Regions from separate parts of the Homo sapiens genome. Here region 2 is linked to region 1. Evidence: read pairs that join two places in POLR2A ChIA-PET (ENCODE). Cell type or tissue: IMR-90. All regions are shown on one strand. Each heading gives the region's core, and the rest is flanking DNA. Links, peaks and the distances in the headings are about the cores only. Region 1 holds the start of SLIRP (SRA stem-loop interacting RNA binding protein). Region 2 overlaps ZDHHC22 (zDHHC palmitoyltransferase 22).

The links. ChIA-PET counts read pairs that join two places held together with the same protein. Peaks named below come from ENCODE experiments on the same cell type or tissue, not always from the same donor. Only the 100,000 strongest peaks of a DNase experiment are listed, where the experiment ranks them.
Region 2: POLR2A ChIA-PET joins it to region 1 with 15 read pairs; 2 of 35 experiments call an interaction of 5 or more read pairs at or near these places.

Annotation. Positions count from the first base shown.
Region 1 is chr14:77,706,941-77,717,494 of GRCh38, forward strand. It overlaps SLIRP (SRA stem-loop interacting RNA binding protein), which reads left to right and starts at 1,163. Exons shown (of 4, transcript NM_031210.6): 1 at 1,163-1,268; 2 at 3,898-3,956; 3 at 8,832-8,939. The coding sequence starts at 1,172. ALKBH1 (alkB homolog 1, histone H2A dioxygenase) reads right to left here and starts at 1,083. Exons shown (of 6, transcript NM_006020.3): 1 at 882-1,083. The coding sequence starts at 1,064. RefSeq lists an enhancer at 717-1,046. In IMR-90, for the core only: no CTCF peak of the experiment used is centred there; no DNase peak of the experiment used is centred there.
Region 2 is chr14:77,129,165-77,139,718 of GRCh38, forward strand. It overlaps ZDHHC22 (zDHHC palmitoyltransferase 22), which reads right to left. Exons shown (of 3, transcript NM_174976.2): 2 at 10,049-10,554; 3 at 2,106-4,784. The coding sequence ends at 4,519. Among named protein-coding and RNA genes, the nearest start is that of ZDHHC22, 7.3 kb to the right of the region's middle. RefSeq lists enhancers at 4,624-5,123, 10,331-10,554. In IMR-90, for the core only: no CTCF peak of the experiment used is centred there; a DNase peak (open chromatin) is centred at 4,777; H3K27me3 peaks cover 1,146 bases.

The DNA of each region.
Region 1 (10,554 bases), core at 3,975-7,974:
GAGCAAATTAAGGGACTGCATATCCTCAACGTTAAAGTGGATTGTAAAGAAAGAAAATATAAATTGGACTACAGTTTTGGTTCCCCGTTTTCCCTCTTGCCTGTTATGTTCCCTTAAAAAAATAATTTTTAAAAAATCTATTTACTTGAGAACAGGTTATGAGACTGGCTAATTTTTTGTATTTTTGGCGGAAACGGGGGTCTTGCCATGCCCCAGGCTGGTCTCGAACCCCTGGGTTCAAGCGATCCACCCGCCTCGGCCTCCGAAGTGCGGGATTACAGGCTTGAGCCACCGCTCCCGGACTGTGTTCCCCTTCTTAATCTCCATGGGGAAAAGCTGAGAGAGAGAACGGTGCCTGTATTCCATATATACTTGTTTGCCATTTATTTTCAACACGGAGGGATTCTCAGAATCCTTCAATGACCTCCTTCTAAAAGAGCCAGAGGAGAAGACAGGGACTAGTTTTACGCACAGTGGCTTAACAAACAGCGCCGCATCCCTGTCAGTTCTGGGATTCCTCGGGAGTGGTTTTTTTTAAGCTGCAGAAGTCTACCCTACCGTCTACAAAGACGTTCTATGGGGTTTTACAAAAACCCAAACAGAAATGTGAGGAGACAGTTACAGTAAGAAATAAACACGGATTCCCAGGCTCTTTTGACTGAGCGCCCCCGCCAGGAATGGCCGCCTAAAGAAACAGGCATCTCAACGCTTTATTGCTAAGTGTGACGGTTAGTGGGGAGTTCGACTCTGCAGCCAAAGGAGGTCAGGAATCGTTCAATAACAATCGGTCTGGAGGTGAAAAGAGGCGAAGAAGACACGTAAGTCCCTCCAAGACGCGGGGCAAAGCGATGGAGAGACGCGCGCCACTCCTCTCTCTGTACCTTTTGGGCACCAGGACCCTTGCCACGGGCTGCGTGGGCCGCCGAGAAGTCGATGACCCCTTCCAGGTCTGCGGTCCCGGGCCGGCTCTGACGGTAGAAGCGGAAAAGTTTCCGAAAGGCGTCCTCCCCGGGCTCAGTCGCCAGAGTCGCCACAGAGCCCACGGCCGCTGCCATCTTCCCCATCTCGCGGCCTATACCCTCTGATCCGGAAGCAGATTCTCTCGTGTTCCGGATCCGGAAATTTTTTCCGGGGCCGCGACCTCGGCTCGAGAAGGTGCTTTAGTCTGAAGATGGCGGCCTCAGCAGCGAGAGGTGCTGCGGCGCTGCGTAGAAGTATCAATCAGCCGGTTGCTTTTGTGAGAAGAATTCCTTGGACTGCGGCGTCGAGTGAGTGATGGAGATGTGGGAGTAGTGGAATTTTTAGGTCCAAGTGATCCTCAAAGCTTCTGCTTTTTGCAGGGTACTTAAGTCAGCGTGGTGGCTGAATTAGGAGACTGCTCCTGAGCATGCAAGTGAGCAGAAAGAAATTTTGTTTGCAGTTAACCGTTTAGGGATGTCCCTTGAGCTTTTGGGGTCACGAATGCACCGGCTCTTGCCTTTAGGAGTGATTTGGTGTAAAGATTTATTACTTGGTAACCAAGATTTACAATTTAGAAGGGATAATTTTGACTGTAGTGTGGAGGATGGATTCAAGGTGGCAAGATTGTAGGCGTGCAGAGGAGCTAAAAGGCAATTTCATTAATTTACTTAAAACGTGAGGACCTGAATTAGGGCGATGGTAGAAGGATGGTGGTCAGATGCATTAATGTTTTAAAAGCAAATTAGATGCCGTTTCGTGATGGCTTAAGTGGGAGAAGTGTACGGAATAAAGGAAAGGGAGAAATGATTTCTGGGTTTTTAGCATTGGTGAATTGTTTGTTTAGAAGTTAGGAGCAGGCCAAGAGAAGATGAGTAAAGTTTGAATGTGTTGACTTTGAGAAACTTGTGAGGTTTCCGTCAGGCAATTGGACAAAGGTTGTATATCATTGTGGCTGAGAAGTGGACTCCGAAGCTAGACCGTTGGGGTTAGAATTCCAACTTGGCCATTTAATCGTTGTTATCACTTGAATAACTGAAGTTAGTATGGGAAAAGGGCTCACAACTGGGCCTCAGTTTACTCATCGATAAAATGGAGTCAATAATACCCAACTCATAGGATTGTTGAGAGGATTGAGTTTATATGCAAACTTCTTAGACTTGTGTTAGATACAGTGTAAGTACTCAGCAAATGATAGTTATTTTCACGGTAACTAAAATTGAAACTTACGGGAGAGGCCTAGTCTACAGATAAAGGTTGGAATAATTAGTTCTGAAATCTTTCACCACCTTCAATTTTTGTCAGCTGCAGTTTTGAGATGAGGTTTTTATATTTGCTTACCAACATGTAAACATTCGTGGTCACTCTTTTTGTAGATATTCATGTTTCAGGTCAACCCCTGGAAACAAAATGGAGCAAGATTTAGTTTCTTCTAAGTTTTTAGTGGCTCAGATGTGAGTAGTAGAATGGGAAATAGGTTGGTTTGTGCCCCGTGTTTTAAACATGTGGTTGGTGAAGACCAAGCCCAGTAAAGTCTCCCGTAGTCCCTGTGAAACTTTATGGAAAGGCTGAGGAGTTTCATTAGCATCTTGCGGATGCAAGTTTCCAGACAATAAAGGGCTAGTTTAAAACCCTTAAAAAGAGTCAGCATTATGTACAGCTTCGAAACAGTTTCTCTTTGTTGTTCCATTGATTCAGCAAATATTTATTTGAGTATCTATTCTGTGGTAGGCATTGTTCTTGGTGCTTGCAGCTGTTTTTCCTTCACCATTTTAGGCAATTTAGGAAGAGGGTTACCTTCCAGAGCTGGTTTGTTTTGAAATCAGTGTCTTCTAGGACTTTAATTATCTGGTATAAAACATATGTTTAACATTATTTTGTTCTCCAGTATCATATTCTGTGAGACCTTGATCTTGCCAGTTGGTTTGACTTAACCATTAGAGCCCTTCAAAATTTAGTCTCTGTGGATTGTTGGAAGGATTAGTGGACTTTTACTTATTCATTTAGCCAATATTGAGGCCCTGCTGTTTATTGGTCACTGTAAACATAGTGGTTTATATGCTGAGGGAGCTTACAATTAGTGGTGGGGATGAAGAGACTTAGAACAAATATAGGCAATTGTTGAACCAGTGAGGTTTTGGTGAACTAGGAGAACTAAATAGATATTATAAAAAGTAAATCAGTGAAGTACAAGCACTGTAGTTCAGAAGAGAAACAGATCGTGTAGTTTTTAGTCTTTAAGATTATATACTCTAAATCTTTGAAGTCTCACAGGGCTGGTACATTGTCTTGTACTGTGATAGGAGCCCAATAAAGTAATACTCAGTGGATGTACTTGGTTTGGGTCTTGAAGGATAGTTATAGTGTTACAAGTTAGCCAGGGGGAGATAGGATTACCAACATATGGAGGGGAGAGAACAACATATGCAAAGAGGGTAACCCGCAGGACAGATAAAGATAATTCAATTAGTTGTACTAGAGAGTAACTAGGGGCTAGCAGTGGGAAATAAGGCAGGAAGGGTAGGTGAGGGCAACTCAACACATTTTACTAAATTGTGAAAGACCAGTAAGTTGGGATTTTATTTGGAAATCTTCAGTATACCGGGAAACACACTGGATTGTAATTTGTCTTTTTCTTCATTGTGATCTGCTCACAGGGATCATAGTCCACATAGCACAGTAACTGGTATGAAAACACTCGATATTTGCTGAGGATGGAGACTGCAGCCAACTCAACAACTTCTCTGTCCATCTCACCACCAAGTCTGGTACATTATGGCTTTATAGTCAGTACCATAGCTGCTTCCTAAATCTTAAGCCTTTAAGGAAATGCAAAGTAGTTCCTGTCCACAAGAAATCTGGTGACCCTGTCTTTCTACAGTCTAAGATAGAGAATCCAAAATATAGTAACTACTTTTAATGTTTTCTTCTGCCACACAGGTCAGCTGAAAGAACACTTTGCACAGTTCGGCCATGTCAGAAGGTGCATTTTACCTTTTGTAAGTATTAAGGAAAAGTAGGTGGGAGGTGGGGATGGCTAATGGGTACAAAAAAAATAGAATGAATAAGACCTATTTGATAGTACAACAGGGTGACTATGGTCAATAATAATTGTACATTTTAAAATAACTCAGAGTGTAATTGGATTATTTGTAACTCAAAGGATAAATGCCTGAGGGGATGGATACCCCATAAGTCAAAGGATAAATGCTTGAGGGGATAGATACCCCATGCTCCATGATGTGCTTAATTTACATTGCATGCCTATATCAAAACATCTCATGTACTCCATAATAAATATACATATTTATATATATAAATATATAAATATATACACCTAATAATATATAAATATATATAAATATATACCCAAATAAATATATACACCTACTATACACTCACAAAAATTGTTGAAAAAAAAGCTTAAAGTGTTTTAAAAAATTCTTATCTTGCAACAGGGTCTCGCTCTGTCCCCCTGCAGGGGTGCAGTGGCCTGATCTCACTGCAGCCTCTGCCTCCCAGGCTTAAGTGATCTTCCTGCCTTGGCCTCCTGAGTAGCTGGGACTATAGACATGTGCCACCATGCCCAGCTAACTTTTTTGGTATTTTTTAGTGGAGACAGGGTTTCGCCATACTGTCCAGACTGGAAAATTTTTTTAATTTTCATTTTCTTTAAGAGACAGGGTCTTGTTCTGTCACCCCAGGTGGAGTGCAGTGATGCAGTCATGGCTCACTGCAACCTCTGCCTCCCAGGCTTAGGTGATCCTCCCACCTCAGCCTCCTGAGTAGCTGGGACTACAGGCATGCACCACCACACCTGGGTAATTTTTGTATTTTTTGTAGAGATGGGGTTTCGCCATGTTGCTTATGCTGGTCTCGTCGAACTCCTGGGCTCAAGCTATCCGCACACCTCGGCCTCCCAAAATGTTGAGATTACAGGTGTGAGCCACTGTGCTGGCTTATTTTTGTGGAGATGGGGGTCTTGCCATGTTGCCCAGGCTGATCTTGAACTCCTGGCTTCAAGCAATCCTCCTGCATTGGCCTCCCAAAGTGCTGGGATTACAGGCGTGAGCCACTGTGCCCGGCCTACAGTCTTTATTGATTACATTTTGAGTGATACTTGATTAAAAAGTGAAAAAGCTTTATCATAGGTATTTGTGTTAGTTTTTTTATTGTTGTATAACAAAATACCACAAGCGTAATGGCTCAAAAACAACACATCTCTCACAGCTGAGCACAGTTTAGCTGGGTCCTCTCCTTAGGATCTCACATAGCTATATATTCCAGGTGTCAGCTGGGGCTGTGGTGTGTCTCATCAAAGGGTCAACTGGGGAAAAAGACTGACTTGCAAGCTCCCTCATGTGGTTGGCAAAATTCCTTTTTTTTTTTTTTTGAGATGGAGTCTTTCTCCCTTGCCTAAGCTGGAGTTGCAGTGGTGCAGTCTCAGCTTACTGCAACCTCTGCCTCCTGGGTTCAAGCCATTCTCCTGCCTCAGCCTCCTGAGTAGCTGGGACTACAGGCATGCGCCACCACGACCGGCTAATTTTTTTTTTTTTTTTTTTTTTGAGACGGAGTCTCACTCTGTGGCCTAGGCTGGAGTGCAGTGGCGCGATCTCGGCTCACCACAAGCTCTGCCTCCTGGGTTCACGCCATTCTCCTGCCTCAGCCTCCTGAGTAGCTGGGACTACAGGCGCCCGCCACTACGCCCGGCTAATTTTTTGTATTTTTAGTAGAGATGGAGTTTCGCTATGTTGGCCAGGCTGGTCTCGAACTCCTGACCTCAAGTGACCCGCCCGCCTGGGCTTCCCAAAATGCTGGGATTACAGGTGTGAGCCTTCATGCCCGGCCATAATTCATCTTTAACTGTAGGACTGAGGTCTGTTTTCTTGTTGACCTTTGGCTCTGAGTTGGGAGCTGCTCTCACCTAGGAACTCCCTGCAGTTCCTTGTTACCTAGTTTATCTGTAGGCTGTCTTACAATATGGCAGCTTGCTTCTTTAAAGCCAGCAAGGGCTTCTCCAGTCTGCTTAAGATGGCATCTTATACAGAACATAATCACAGGAGTGACATCCCATTACTTTCGCTGTATTCTTTTGGTTAGAAGCAAGTCAGGTTTCTCCTCCACCCAAGGAGGGGAGGAGATTATATAGGGTGTAACATGGGGAATGCATGGAGATCATGGGGCCCATCTTAGAATTCTGCCTACTACAGTATTCTAATAAGGACTTGAGATTTCTAATAATTGGCAGAGGATATTTTAAGTTTTATCTTCATTGAGTACCATTTTCTTTTTTAGATTTATAACTAATAAAACAATATTTTTATATTAATTACATTTCCTTTGCTTTCTTGTGAGGGTTTAGAAATCAGCCTATAAATTTATCCTGGGCTGTATTTTTCTGTGGGCTTTTTTAGGGTGTGATGTGAGTACATAGAGTTCACACACACTTCACTGAAACCCTTTTTTCCTTGCAGCACTGTAAGGGCTGTGGTAAAATAACAACATAAAGGAACTTAAATTCTTAATTCTTGGTTTAATGTTACTTGACTCCCAAAGACTAACAGATTAGTTATATATAGTGCCGGTGAAGGTGTAGGGAATCTGGCACTCAAGTTGTTGAGAAGTTCAACTGGTACCTTCAGTTCTGTTGTGTAGTTGGCAAAATACCAAAGTTAAGAATTTATATTTGCTTTGATCTAGCGGTTACTTTTCTAAGAATTTATCCTACAGAAATGTGTGGTCAAGAATATTCCAAAGCAGCATTATTTAATGTCAAGTAAGAAGAAGAAACTTAAATGTTCATCACTGGGATTGATTAGATATTAAGTCACTGATGCAATGGAATTTTATATAGTTGAATAGAAAAGTTGGGCACATGTATTATGGACATGAAATATTTTCTGTAAGTTTGAAAACTTCAATTTTTTCAAGAGCATTTAAATAAAAAGTTCCTTGCAAAAAAATGAATAGATTTTTATTGGTCCATAAATAAAATAGGACCTGCAAAGAATAGATCTTAGATTTAAATAAAAGGCGGCTTTGATGTTGGTAAAACAAAATAAAATATGACAAAAAAAATATTTTTTTGTTCCATTCATTGTACTCTAGTTGGAAATCCTGGTTCCTTTTTTGAGACAGGTTCTCTCTCTCACTCAGGCTGGAGTGCAGTGGCACAATCAAGTTCACTGCAGGCTTGAACTCCTGGGTTCAAGGGATCCTTCTGCCTCTGCCTCCTGAGTAGCTGGGATTAGTCGTGTGCCACCACACCTGACTAATTTTTTGTACTCTTTGTAGAAATGGGGCTTCACCATATTGCCCAGGCTGGTCTCGAGCTCCCGCACTCAAGCAGTCTACTCACCTCAGCTCCCAAAGTGCTGTGATTACAGGCATGAGCCACCACACCTGGACTGAGTTATTTTTTTTGAGACAGCCTTGCTCTGTCGCCCAGGCTGGAGTGCAGAGGCGTGATCTCAGCTCACTGCAATCGCTGCCTCCTGGGTTCAAGTGATCCCCCTTCCTCAGTCACCCAGATAGCTGGGACTACAGGCATGGGCCACCACACCCAGCTAATTTTTGTATTTTTAGTAGAGATGGAGTTTCACTATGTTGGCCAGGCTGGTCCCAAACTCCTGACCTCAAGCCATCCATCCACCTCAGCCTCCCAAAGTGCTGGGATTGAGCCACTGCACCTGGCCTATGTTTTAATATAAACAAATTTCTTAATGCCTTTGACTGTGGAAGTGGTCACATGACAATAAAGGAATGCTTTAGAAATTGTTGTATCTACAATGAATGGATCATTGGGACATCACCAGAAACTTTCCGTCTTCTAGGTTAATCCTTATAAAGTTATCCTTGAAGTAGAGGAGCAATTGTAAGATTTTGTTTTTTTTGGCAAAGCACAGCATGACTTGAATGAGACTAATGAGGACCAGTTTGTCATCTACAGGGACTAGACATCTTAATATCTGTTTTCTGTCGAAGGGCTGGAGGGGCAGGGTACATCCAAGCACTCTAGAATCTGTTTTCCGTATGCGATGTATAGGTTGAAACTTTTGCACAAGGGAAAATAGCAAAATTGTTTAAATTAACCAGAAGTCTGTAACTAGGTTGAGTAAGGGCTAAATATTATCTTTTCTTGTTTTTCATTAGGAACACGTGATGATAGTCGTGGTGGTGGTGAGGGTGACTGGATTCAGAAATGAGTGCAACAAGGCTTTGAGGCTTAATTTTCTAGTTTCTAGAAACGAAGCTTAGAACAAGAGTACTGATCAAAATTTCCCTTAGCTATTACTGTTAGTATGGTTTGCATCTAGAATGACACAGAAAGCTCATGACCCGTATCTTCTCTAATGGCAGCAAGGAAAACAGGAAGCTTAACAACACAGGGATTTAGCCTTGGGTAATCAGGAAGGGTGTAAAGCAAGGTTACTGACACTTATAAATGTCTGTGATCCGATTTTTGGCTGGGCATGGTGGCTTATGCCTGTAATTTCACTACTTTGGGAGGCCCAGATGGGAAGATTGCTTGAGCCCAGGAGTTTGAGACCGGCCTGGGTAAGATGGGAAGACCCCATCTCTGCAAAAAATATAAAAAATGAGGCAGACATGGTGGTATGTACCTGTGATCCCAGCTACTGAAGAGGCTGAGGTGGGAGGATTGCTTGAACCCAGGAAGTTGAGGCTGCAGTGAGTTGCGTTCATACCACTGCACCCCAGCCTGGGTGACAGAGCAAGACCCTGCCTAAAAATAAAATAAAATTAAATTAAAAAGTCCGATTTTTGGCAGATGAAAAAGTTGGTAGTTTGATTTGGAACTCATGGAAACTTTCTGAAGTTCATGATTAATCTTTTCCTATATTTTGAATTTTTAGGACAAGGAGACTGGCTTTCACAGAGGTTTGGGTTGGGTTCAGTTTTCTTCAGAAGAAGGACTTCGGAATGCACTACAACAGGAAAATCATATTATAGATGGAGTAAAGGTAAATTTATTTCTATGCCAGATACATACATGATATACATGTAGGTACTATTTAATTATGTATCAATTAAATAGATCATAAATGTGGAATGATGGGGACTTGGAGAGATTTGTAACTGAAGCTGCCTTAATGCTTGTTAAGAATGGTGGGGTGGAGGCTGGGCACGGTGGCTCACGCCTGTAATCCCAGCACTTTGGGAGGCCGAGGCGGGCGGATCACAAGGTCAGGAGATCGAGACCATCCTGGCTAACACGGTGAAACCCCGTCTCTACTAAAAATACAAAAAATTAGCCTGGCAAGGTGGCGGGCGCCTGTAGTCCCAGCTACTCGGGAGGCTGAGGCAGGAGAATGGCGTGAACCCCAGGGGGTGGAGCCTGCAGTGAGCCGAGATTGCGCCACTGCACTCCAGCCTGGGCGATAGCGAGACTCCATCTCAAACAAACAAACAAACAAAACAACAACAAAAAAAGAATGGTGCGGTGGTAGGCCAGGCGCAGTGGTTCATGCCTATAATCCCAGCACTTTGGGAGGCCGAGGCGGGGGGGATCACCAGAGGTCAGGAGTTTGAGACCAGCCTGACCAACATGGAGAAACCCCATCTCTACTAAAAATACAAAAAAAATTAGATGGGCGTGGTGGCACATGCCTGTAGTCCCAGCTACTCAGGAGACTGAGGCAGGAGAACCCAAGAGACAGAGGTTGCAGTGAACTAAAATCGCGCCATTGCACTCCAGCCTGGGCAACAAGAGCAAAACTCCATCTCAAAAAAAAAAAAAAAAAAAAAATGGGGGGTGGTAGAGTGCCCAGTTTTAAAAGGTCCAGGAAAGTACAAGATGACCCTTTAATGGGTAGCAAGATATGTAACACAGTGGACATAACAGTCTACTTTTCTTTTTTCTTTTTGAGAGTCTTGCTCTTGTTGCCCAGGCTAGAGTGCAATGGTGCAATCTTGGATCACTGCAACCTCCGCCTCCTGGGTTCAAGCGATTCTCCTGCCTCAACCTCCCGAGTAGCTGGGATTACAGGCATGCGCCACCACGCACTGCTAATTTTTTTTGTATTTTTAGTAGAGATTGGGTTTCATCATGTTGGTCAGGCTGGTCTCAAACTCCTGACCTCAGGCAATCCGCCCACCTCGGCCTCCCAAAGTGCTGGGATTACAGGCGTGAGCCACAGCGCCTGGCCAGCAGTCTGCTTTTCAGGTCAGGCAAGCTGGGGCTGAAATCTTGGCTTACCCACCATGTGATCCTGGGCCAAACTGATTTACTATTTTATTTTAAATTTTAGTTTTAATGAGACAGGGCCTTGCTATGTTGCAGGGTGGTGTTGAACTCCTGGCCTCAAGCAATCCTCTTGCCTCAGCTTGCCAAAATGCTGGCATTACAGGCCTGAGCCACTGCCCCTGGTCTGATTTACAATTTTTAATTGAGGGTTAGGGAGTCATAATACCAACAAAGATGGTAAAAGGAATTTGAGGAGAAAACGAAAGAACAAGGGACAAATAAAAACTGCCTGGGTTATTCATTATTCATACTGACTCCCTAATAAAGTGATTTTCAGTTTGAATGTTTTTGCAGACATTGCCTTTCCTCCCTTACAGTGCTTATTTTTTTAA
Region 2 (10,554 bases), core at 2,770-6,769, 580 kb before region 1:
CTGGGTTGAAGTCTCCTCAAGTTTGTTGTCTTTCCAAAACTCCTTGGGTTCCTGGAGCTTAGAGTGAGGCAGTTCCTGCCTTGCCTAATCTGACACTAGGGCATGGGTCAAAGCAGAGTGTACCCACTTTCTGGATGGAAAGCATCTCACTCCAGCACATGGGCCTGAGGACCCATGATCTCTATTGGCACTGACAGATGATTCTACCCCTGCTGTGGGAGTCAGAGAGCTGTGCTGTAAAGAATGACTGGCAGATGTCCCTGAACCCCTTCCTCCATGGACGCAGAGTGGTTAGTTAAGAATGACACCATCAACTGCCATCTGACGGGCCAACGACAGAGGCTAGTGCATGAGATGGCCCTGAACCCTAGTGTCACAATCTTTTCCACCCCAATCCTCCTAACAATCACCCCGTTTTCACCTTCAGGGCCATCTTGGGCCCCCTCCCTAGCATTCCTCTACTCATGCTCCATGTCTGTGAAGTGCCTCTGATATCTTTCCCCTCTTTACCATCCCACAACCACTATCCCCACCCGGATCCCGGTTACATCTCACTGAGATATAGTACATGCCTCTTACCAGGTCCCTCAACCTCCAGTTTCTCCCACTTCCAGTCTATCCTCCAAGGCTGCGCTTTCTGAAATCTACCTCTGATCATGCTGCTCTCTTGCTCAGAACTTTCAGTGGTTCCCTATTGCCTGTCAAATGCCCTCCAGGTCCCTTAGCTTGGCATTCAGAGCCCTCTCTGCTTGGGTCCCTACTCTCAGCCTTAACCTCCTCTGCCTCTTTGTGATATCCCTTATACCCCAAGGCCCAGGCCTGTTCTCTGTCCCTGGAAAGCCCTCCCTGTCCCTCTTTGCCTGCTGAAATCTCATCCATCTTTCCAGGCCCCGTATCATGGAAAGGCCCCAGACCTAGCAGCAGAATGTGCTCTCTCCCTCCTCTGAGCACTCCCAGAAACCTCTGCCAGAATGGGAACTCCTCGAAGAGAGAGTGGTCTCATCTGTTTTCTAGCCCCACGATGTGCAAAGTGCAGTCCTGGGTCCAGCATGGGAATAAGAGATGTGGAGTAAGCATGTGAGCGCTAAATCTGCATCATTCAGGCAATATTCATTGAGCACCTACTGTGTGCCTAGCCCCTGCTACGCATCAAGGATATGACAGTGACCAAGGCAAGTGTGGTGCCTGCCCCATGGAGTGTAGGCAGCCCATGTTCTAGAATGTGCTGAGGATTCACCACAGCTCCATTCACCCAGCACCTGCAGCAAAGCTGTTCGCCTGTTGGTGTGTGTTCAGGGAACATACACCACCATGACACTCGGCTAGGCTGAGGGTTCTGCAACAGCTCTTTGCAGTTGTATCCTTCCTCAGTCCAGGCCTTGTGTCTTTAGGATGAATCAGAGGCCTTGCTCATTCGTCTGCTCAGGGCCCACTGCCTGAAAGGCTCAACACCCTCCCAACTGTCCCCAGGGCTGGGAAGCCTGAGACCTCCAGATGTTGCAGGGCCTGAGAGGGCAGGGGGCCTGACTGATCCCTAGGAGAAGCTGGCTCTGTCTGTGGAGGAGCAGCAGAGGGACTCTCTTCACTCTTTTCCTCACCTGTCTTCTGATATGGGGAGGAGAGGGAGAGGAGGAGAAAGAATGGAAGGAGAAGGAGGAAAAGGGAAGTTCCTAGGTAAGATATTCCATCTCTGGTCCCTGTGGGTCCATGGACCCCAGCACTGAAGCCTCTGGTTACCAACCCAGCACTGAAGCCTCTGGTTACCAACCAGAGGTGACACCTATTTAGCACCACACAGCCCAGCCCTGACAAATCACAATGGACTCTGACTGAGGGCTGCAGCAGGGCTGGGGGGCCCCATGCATGTGCCAGGAATGATCACTTTAGTTGCTGGATTGTGGAGTGAATCCAGGGTCCCCAGGGAGGAGCAGGGGCAGAAGGGGTAGGATACTCAGAGAATCTGAGCCATGGTTGTTTACCAACTTTCTTAGTTGTAAGAATTTCTTAGTATTTTCAATACTTATTTTAAATATTTGAATAGCTAGTATGGCTGCATCAGTACAGTCCAGCCCTGCTACCAACAGTGCCCATACAATCATATCAAATCCAATTTAAAACCATATATTTTATTGATGTTCTTCAAGGACAATACAGGGCCATGTGTACAAATGCTACTCAAGTCTCACATCTGGCAACCTCCCCACCGTCATCCCCCATTGACCAGTCTGCAAGCAGCCAACATCCTGTAGGTCTCCCTGTTGCCCTTCCCCAGGATGTCAGGCCTCACCGTGCTGAGCCTTCAGGAGGCTGGAAATAGCAGGGCTGGCTTCTAAGCTTGAGCTCTGGAGCCAGGAAAGAGTCAAGGCCAAAATTGCCCAGATCTTCCCCTCCTCCCTCTCCCTCCCATTGCTTAAGTATGGCCAGAATTGTGGGTGAAAATGCCCCCAGCGACTCCTCCATTGAGGCAGCCTAGGCTTCCCCTCTTCAGCCATCTCTATCACATTCTTTATTTCCAAATGACCTGCCCCACCAACCACCAAGATGGCAGAGTGACCATTTTGCAGGGAGTGTGAATCAGTGCACAGACGGCAGTGACAAGGTGCCCCTGATGGCATGAATCTTGTCATCCTGTTCATCACTGCATTGCCAGTGCCTGGAAGAGGCTGGGAACGTAGTTGGCACTCAATAAATATACGTAGGATGGATGAGTGAAGGAATGAGTATGGGAGGGAGAAATGTGAGCAGGTGGAGCCAATACTACATTAGCTCTCTAGGGGGTGTGAAGGCAGAACCACAGTAAAGTCCTCCCAATCTCTGCTCAAGAACCCAGGCTGTTGCGCAGCTATCAGCGGGTCACTGCAGTTGGCGGTTGGACATTGCAGGGCATGGATTCAGCACTGCTGCCTGCATGGATGTCATATTGGCTTTGGGACCCAGTCAGGAGGGGGCACTTGTGTTGTCCCTACTCCCTTATATGCCCCAGAGGTCTGGTCCTCTAGGTTTCAGAAAACACACAGCAGTGCCTCCACCGGAGTCAGTCAGATGCGCAGGGATGGTCTGGGAATTGCACCCTTATATTCTGGTCATCTCCACTCCTCAGCCTTAGCTCACCACTGCCCCCCATGCCCTGCCACTGACAATGACACTGCTCCATCTCCCTGTCCTCAAATGTCAGTCCCCTCAACCACCCAGGTAGCCCTGTCTCTGCAGAGACTCTCTCTTCAGTGGCTGGGTTGGGTCCTGATTTTCAGACCCCTCCCATGCCCACACTCCCCTCTAGGAAAGCAAATATCTCACAGGCATCTCTGCAGATCTTGCCTCTGGGTCCAGCAATCACAACCAGGACATCAGAACCTTGGGGTTGGAAGGAATGTGTAAGCTCACCTAGAATGACCCTGTACAGAAATCCCTTCCACAGCATGCCTGGCAGACGACTGCCTAGACTCTGCTGGAATACCTCCAGTGATGGGGCACTCACTACCTTCACAGGCAGCCATTCAAACATTGAAGAGTTTCAGCTGCTGGAATGCCCTTTGTATAGGGCATAAATGAACCCAATTGTCCCTCTCACTTCTCCCTTTCCCCTAGGCATTATTCCTATATGTTTCTAACAACACTTCTCACCACCACCCATCTCTCTCTCTCTCTCTCTCACACACACACACACACACACACACACACTTCCATATGGTTATACAGTCGAATATCCCCTTCATTTATCAGTAATTATCTTTCCCTGTCCCTTCTTCCTTGCCTTCCCATCATCTGGCAAAGACCTGGGGGCTGGAGATCAAGTAGAAAGGCTGGAAGAGTTCCAGGGACAGGAAGCATCCAGCCAGGTCCTGGACTGGGCTGGGCCGGCCAGATGGGGCAGGGTGGACAGGGAATAACATTTGGAAAAAGCAGGCCATTGATTGCTGTCTCCCAGAAAAAGGGTCTTGAACCTGGTGGGGGGTGGTGAGGGAGCAGCAAGCTACTAAGTTCTTTTTCCTACAGAGGGGATGCGGACACACACCCACTCTTTCCCAACTCCCCTAGCAGTTGGCAGAGCTGACTTGGCTGCCTCTTACACGTGGTGATTTTAAACATTTGCCAGCCTCTAGGTCCCAGGGAGTCTCATACCAGCAGCAAGAATCCACTCCCCTCTCCCAACATGGGGGCTGAGAGGAAGGGCTCTAGCAGACAGCAGTGATGAATGAGACACGGTGGAGAATGGATGAGCCAGGAAGAGGGGGAAAGCAGGGATCCCAAGGGGACGGAAAGAAAGCAGAGGCAGCCTAACAGCTAGCAGCCACCTGGCTGGCTCGTGAGGAGCCTAGAAATGCCTGGGGGGACATTTTTCCTCCTTGTCATGATCCACCAGCTCACGCTGTTCTCATGGGTGGAAGGTGAGGGGAAGATGCTAGGACCTTACCAGCACAAGGTTGTAGTGAGTCATGGGTGGAGACAAGGCTGCCATGGTTTTATGCTCAGGAGGAGTCAAGACAGAGACAGAGAGATAAATGACGGGAGTGTCTACTACTTATCCTGCTGCTTGGAGCTCTCACTTCCGACATTGAACATGGGGACCAGCAGGCCCAGCAGCCACCTCTTTCCGAAGACCTCTTGTAAGTTCTTGCGCCAGGGCCGGGCCCTCACTGCCACCCCCTTCCGCACCTGGTGGCGGGTCTGCCCGCGGAGGATCAACAGCAGCTGGTGGCAGCAGAAGCCGGCGCAGGCCAGGCCGATGGCGAACCAGAGGTAGAGCATGAGGATGACGAACATTTCAGAACCCAGGACAGCTCCTGCAGGGCACGGGGAGGGGAAACACCAGAGCCGCTTTACACCCAGGCCACCGGCATAACTGCGATCTAGGCAGGCTTTCCACCGGGAGGGAGGGAGATTAATGAGATTGACGCTACATTTTGTAGCAACCTCAGCGCTGCAGCTGCAGTGAGGGAGAGGAAGGAAGAACCAGCTGCCCTAACTTTTTCTTGGCGCGGATGGCACCTGAGGCAAGAGGGGAAGACTGGAGACATGGCAGAGAAGAGAGCTAAGTTTGATGAGCTTAGCAAGGACAGCCCTCAGCTCCTGGGGCAGCACCTGGCCGCTGATAACATTTCTGTAGAGTAGGAGATGCCTGTCTCTCTCTGCTTTCTCCTTTTGGGCTAGAAGCAGGGTGAAGGGGTTTTGCTCAGGAGGAGAGAGGGGTGAGCTGGGGACCCTAAAGAGGGAGCAGGTGCCTGGGCAGCTGTCTAGTCCACAGCACCTTCTCCCTACTGTTCTGGGAACGCTGGTTGAGAGGACTCAGGAAAATGACAGCATGATGGAGATCTGGGAAGAATAAGTCACGAGCTTAGTCTGAAGAGCAGCCCAGAACACCAACGTAGAGAATAATTCAGTCATTAATGTTAACAAGAGGACAGTGTGGCCACCACCGCATTCCACCAGAGCTGGTTCTGTCAATCAAAGCTTGCTAGAAGAGGCCCCCAAGGTCATCAGCCCTGTGTCGTGGGGCAGGATCTCCCCAGAATCCCTCTAAACCAAGCACTTCCTATTACTGGTTTGAAATAACCACTGAGTAAGAGCTCCCACACTCTTCCTCAGAGTTTGGGTGGCTGGTCCATGCTAGGTTTGAATCTCCCAGCTGTGTGGACTGGCACAAGTGTCCCAACCTCTCAGTTGCAGCTCGTTCATCTGTACAATGGGTATAATAACACTAACGATTTCATACAGCTGCATGTTTCAAGAAAATGATGTACAGAGTGGTCAGCATTCCGGTTCACACTCAGAGCGGTGCTCCCAGCAGAGGGTCATTTTACAGAGCAGGAGACTACATCCAAAATGAGTTCAACTCCTGAAACTATCAAGCTTTTTCCTTCTCCTTTTCAGGGCTTAGAGTCCTGGCTGGGCTGCAACTTTGGCAGCTGTGGCAAAGACACTTACCTTGACCTACCCAGCAGCCAGGGCACTGGACCCTGGAGTTAATTCGAAAGTATTCCTTAGCCTTTGGTTCCCTGTAGGGCAACCCTATCACCTCCTCTGGTGGGGGGGGGGCACCTCCTCTAAGGACTCCACCTTACAACCTATTCTGCCCTTGAAAATCTCAACCATATTTTGCCCTTTCCCTAGCCTTCTCTTGCCCCAGCCCACCTCTTCCCAAGTCTCTCCAACCTCCAATTTCCAAAGCCCTGTCAACTGGGCTTTCAACACTTGTCCAGTATGAGCAGTGGTGGACTCAGCAGCCATGGAGGATGTGGATCTGATTTAGATTCTCTCATTAGCAGCCTCCTCTTGTCCTCATCCCTAGGAGCTTGGATAGCTGTATTATTTTTTTTTTTTTTTACAAAGCTGGGGACAGATAGGCCCAGCTGCCATTTACAGCAGCCCCTCCACTGGCACAGGGGCAGCAGTGGGACAGGGCTCACATTGGGCTGTGCCATCCCCTGACCCACTTCTTCCATGTCGGCACAGATTAGCTTGGGCAGCCATGTGGGGGATGGAGGATCCCAGGTCCATGGTGCTCTTTGGCGTGAGGAATGCTGACAGGCAAAGGTGGCCCTCAAGCTGGGATGTGAGAACATCAGAGCTGTCAAGCTTGGGCCTGCCTTGCAACACTGCCCCAGGAACAAGCCTGGGTGGATGGAAGCCATTTCCCACAGGGTTTTTTCCTGGCACTAAATCAAGGCATGAGAAAAAGAACTTGCGGCCTTTTCTTGGCCCCATGCAGCAGCTACAAAAGGCTATTCTGGGGACCTGCTTTCTCTAAAAGTGTTTGAAGTTACCTAGCCTGGCTGCTTCAGCTCCTCTTAACTATTTAATAATAGTTCTGCCTCTTTTTAAAAATCACAGAATTTTCCTAATGAGCCTAAAAGGACACATCAGTCAATCTCCCCTGCCCCTTCCTCCCAACAGGCATCTATAACACCTTTGACAAATAATCACCCAGCATACTTTTTAATACATCCAAGGACAAGTAGCTGCCTCCCTTCCAAAGTGGCTCATTCGAGAAGCAGCTTCAGAGAGGCAGCCCCCAAGAGGCAGTATGGTGGGTGGAAAGAGTATGAGCTTTGGAGGCTAGAAGCCCCAACTCCAAATCTTGGTTTGGAATCGTACCAGCTGTGTGGTGTTGGTGCAACTTAACCTTGCTGAGTCTTTGGTTTCTGAGCCTTAAAAATGGACATGATAATATGGACTTGTCAAGAGGAATGGGTGAAATGTGACATGCATAGTGGGTGGTACATAATAGGTGCTCAATGAACATTAGTCCCCTTTCCCTCTTACTGGACTTTCTGGTAGCACCCATCATGCTGGTGTACTTACCCAAATGCCAAGATACAGGTCAGATGGTGGCATCTCCATTTCCCAGATAAGAATAAGGTTCAGAGAGGTGACACAGCAACCTGTACTGGTCCCACAAAGCCAAAAGAAAGGGTAACTTCTGAAACCTAACTAGCTAGCCGCCTCCCTCTCTGGATCAGCTGAGGGCCTGTGGTTGGCCGCCACCTTCACACTAGAAGACCCCTCCCACTTTTAGCTCTCAAGGCCCAAACTCACAGCCATCCATGCTCTGGTGACAGATCTGACTCAGATCTGTACCACAGTTGGGGACAGCTCAATTTCTTTCTTTCTTTTTTTCTTGAGACAGGGTCTTGCTCTGTAGCCCAGGCTGGATAGAGTGCAGTGGCATGATCATAGCTCACTGCAGCCTCAAACTCTTGGGCTCAAGCAATTCTCTCACCTCAGCCTCCTGAGTAGCTGGGAAAACAGGCACATGCCACTATGCCTGGCTAGTGTATTTATTTATTTTTTATTTTTGTAGCAACGGAGTCTCACCATCTTGCCCAGGCTGATCTTGAACTCAATTTCTATTAAACAACCCATGCTTCTTACTCTTTTCTGTCCACCTGTCCTCCTGTGCAGATGAGAGAGGGTGCTACCAACTGTTCGGATTGAGGGTTGGGGAACAAGAGGAATGGGAAAGGGAAAGCCAAACAGGTGGGGTGTATGTCATGGGAGGGAAAGAAAGGAAGGTCCTCAAGAGGAAAGATGAAAGGTCACAAAAGATGAGATAGGAGAGTTGGAGGTAAGAAGTCTTGCTCGCCTGTTTCCAGTGGATATGGTGAGGAAGTGAAAGACACTGGAACTCATGCTGGCACAGGAGTCTGGGCCCCAAGGTGGGCACTCACTGGCTCTGTTCTCCCATCAGATCAAACCTAGCACATATGGACAGGCCTCAAGCCCAGATTTATCTCAAATCAAACCATTTCAAGGTCTTCCTTCTGGAACCATCCATTTTTACGGTTGGCGAAACTACTTGGAAAAGAAAGTATAAGCAGGCTTGTTGGCTCTCTTCATCCCTCCACCTGCCTGTGCTCACACTCCACCCACTAGCCCACCCACCCACCCTCCCCCGTCCTGGTTATTTTGGTCCCGGCAGCCTCCTGTGCCAGTGCTGGGATCCAGAAGGCCTGAAAGCTGTGAGTTCTGGACCCAGCTCAGCCACCAGCCCTGAAGGCAGCCCCCGTAGCTGGGTCCCCCCTGTATCTCTGTGTTCCCACTGCCAAATGGCATGATAGTTCTATGCCTGGGAAGAACTGGGCTGTAGCCACCACAAAGACTGAAATGATGGCTTCCCCCAGAGTAGAGCAGAATTTTTATGAATGTTCAGCCCAGGCACCTCAAAACAATCTTGGGCTTTCAGAGGAAGTAGCTGCCCTCTGCCTTTCTTTGCTCCTAGAAGGCCAACAGGTGAGGAAGCATGTTCTATTCCCTGAGCCACTGCAGAAGAGCTGTGGATTAAGGACCTGAGAGGCAGACCAGAGACTGCCACTCAGTAGCAGGAAGACACTGGGCAAGCCACTTAGTCCCGTCTGAGTCTCGGTTTCATCATCTGAGAAATGGAGATAGCAATGCTATACATGCACACTCAAGCACGTAGACACTACTGATTGTGGAAGCTAAGCCATTCAGAGTCAAAGGCCAGGGTAGGGAGGAAGTGGAAGGAAACGCAGTAGGAGCCAGTCTCAAGGCCAAATAAAGTGGTAAGAACTGCCACCAGGAGCTGAGTCCTTCTAGGGCCAGGTATCAGGTAGTGGTCCTTGGTGCATACTAGTTAAAGTGCAGTCCTCAGCCAGGCGCAGTGGCTCACATCTGTAAATCCCAGCACTTTGGGAGGCCAAGGTGGGCGGATCACTTTAGGTCAAGAGTTCAAGGCCCGCCTGGCCAACACAGTAAAACACCATCTCTACTAAAAATACAAAAATTAGTGTGGCGTGGTGGCACGCACCTGTAATCCCAGCTACTCGGGAGGTTGAGGCAAGAGAATCACTTGAACCTGGGAGGTAGAGGTTACAGTAAGCAGAGATTGCTTTCACCACTGCGCTTCAGCCTGTGTGATGGAGTGAGACTCTGTCTTAAAAAAAAAAAACAAAAAACCTGCCTCTCCCACCCACGTTCCCTCTGCTCTGAGCCATCAGCAGGCTGGAGAACAGGCTGGTGAGGTCAAACATAATAGGCAGGAGGACAGAGCTTAGCCTCCTGCTGGGCTGGGCTGGCAACAAGTTCAATATTACTGCAATTGGTTGGTGAGACCTCTGGAGAGCAGAGTCCTTGGGTGACATGTAAGCAGAACTGGGGACCAGGCAGAGGAATGTCATAGCATGGTTGTACCTCATGGGGCTACATGGAGGAATGGCCAGCACCTAGTCCTGCCTGGCACAGAGCAGGTGTATTACCTGGATGCCACAACTCTGTGAGCATATGGACAGCATGATGGATGAGAATGATGGGGGCAAGGGGGGATGTTACCAATAAAATACAGCATGTCCGCTTAATTTGCATTTCAGATAGCCAATAGCAAATTTTCTCAGTGTATCTCATACAATATCTGGGACATAATTATACTAAAAAATTATGAGTTGTTTATCTGAAATTTTAATTTAGCGGGACGGTCTGTATTTTTATTTGCTAAATCTGGCAACTTTTGGGGTTGGGGTTTGGGGCCCGGCAACCTTTGGGGTGGGAGGTCTTTGTGTAGAGCCCAACCTGCCCGCCAAGGCCCACTCACCGGAGAAGAACTGGCTGATGGAGGTGGGCAGGAGCGTGAGGAAGGCCAAGGGGTGGGCGAAGGAGATGGAAAGGACAGCGGAGATGTAGGCCACGCCGGCCACCATGGAGTAGAGGCAGGCCAGGGAGGTGTAGAGGCAGAACAGGACGAAGTTGCGCATGTTCCTGCTGCCGATGCAGTTGCCGGTGAAGAAACAGTGATGGTCGTGCCTCAGGGTGACTCTGGCGCACACTCGGCAGAAGTGGGTGCTAGGTGAGGGGCATGGAGTCTTCCTGGCCGAGGCCCCCTGGCAGGCCCCCAGGTCGTCTGGGGAGTTCTGGATGACAAGGACGTAATTGCCCAGGGCGTTGGCCGAGAGGAATAGGAAGAGCGCCCCGTGGAGCAGGGCGGGCGAGAAGAGCCGGGCGGCCGCGGGGTCCTCGCGCATGCTGGGCAGGAAGAGGAAGAGCTGCAGCACGAAGGTCACCAGGGAGATGCACAAGAAGTAGGCGGGGGCCACCACGTTG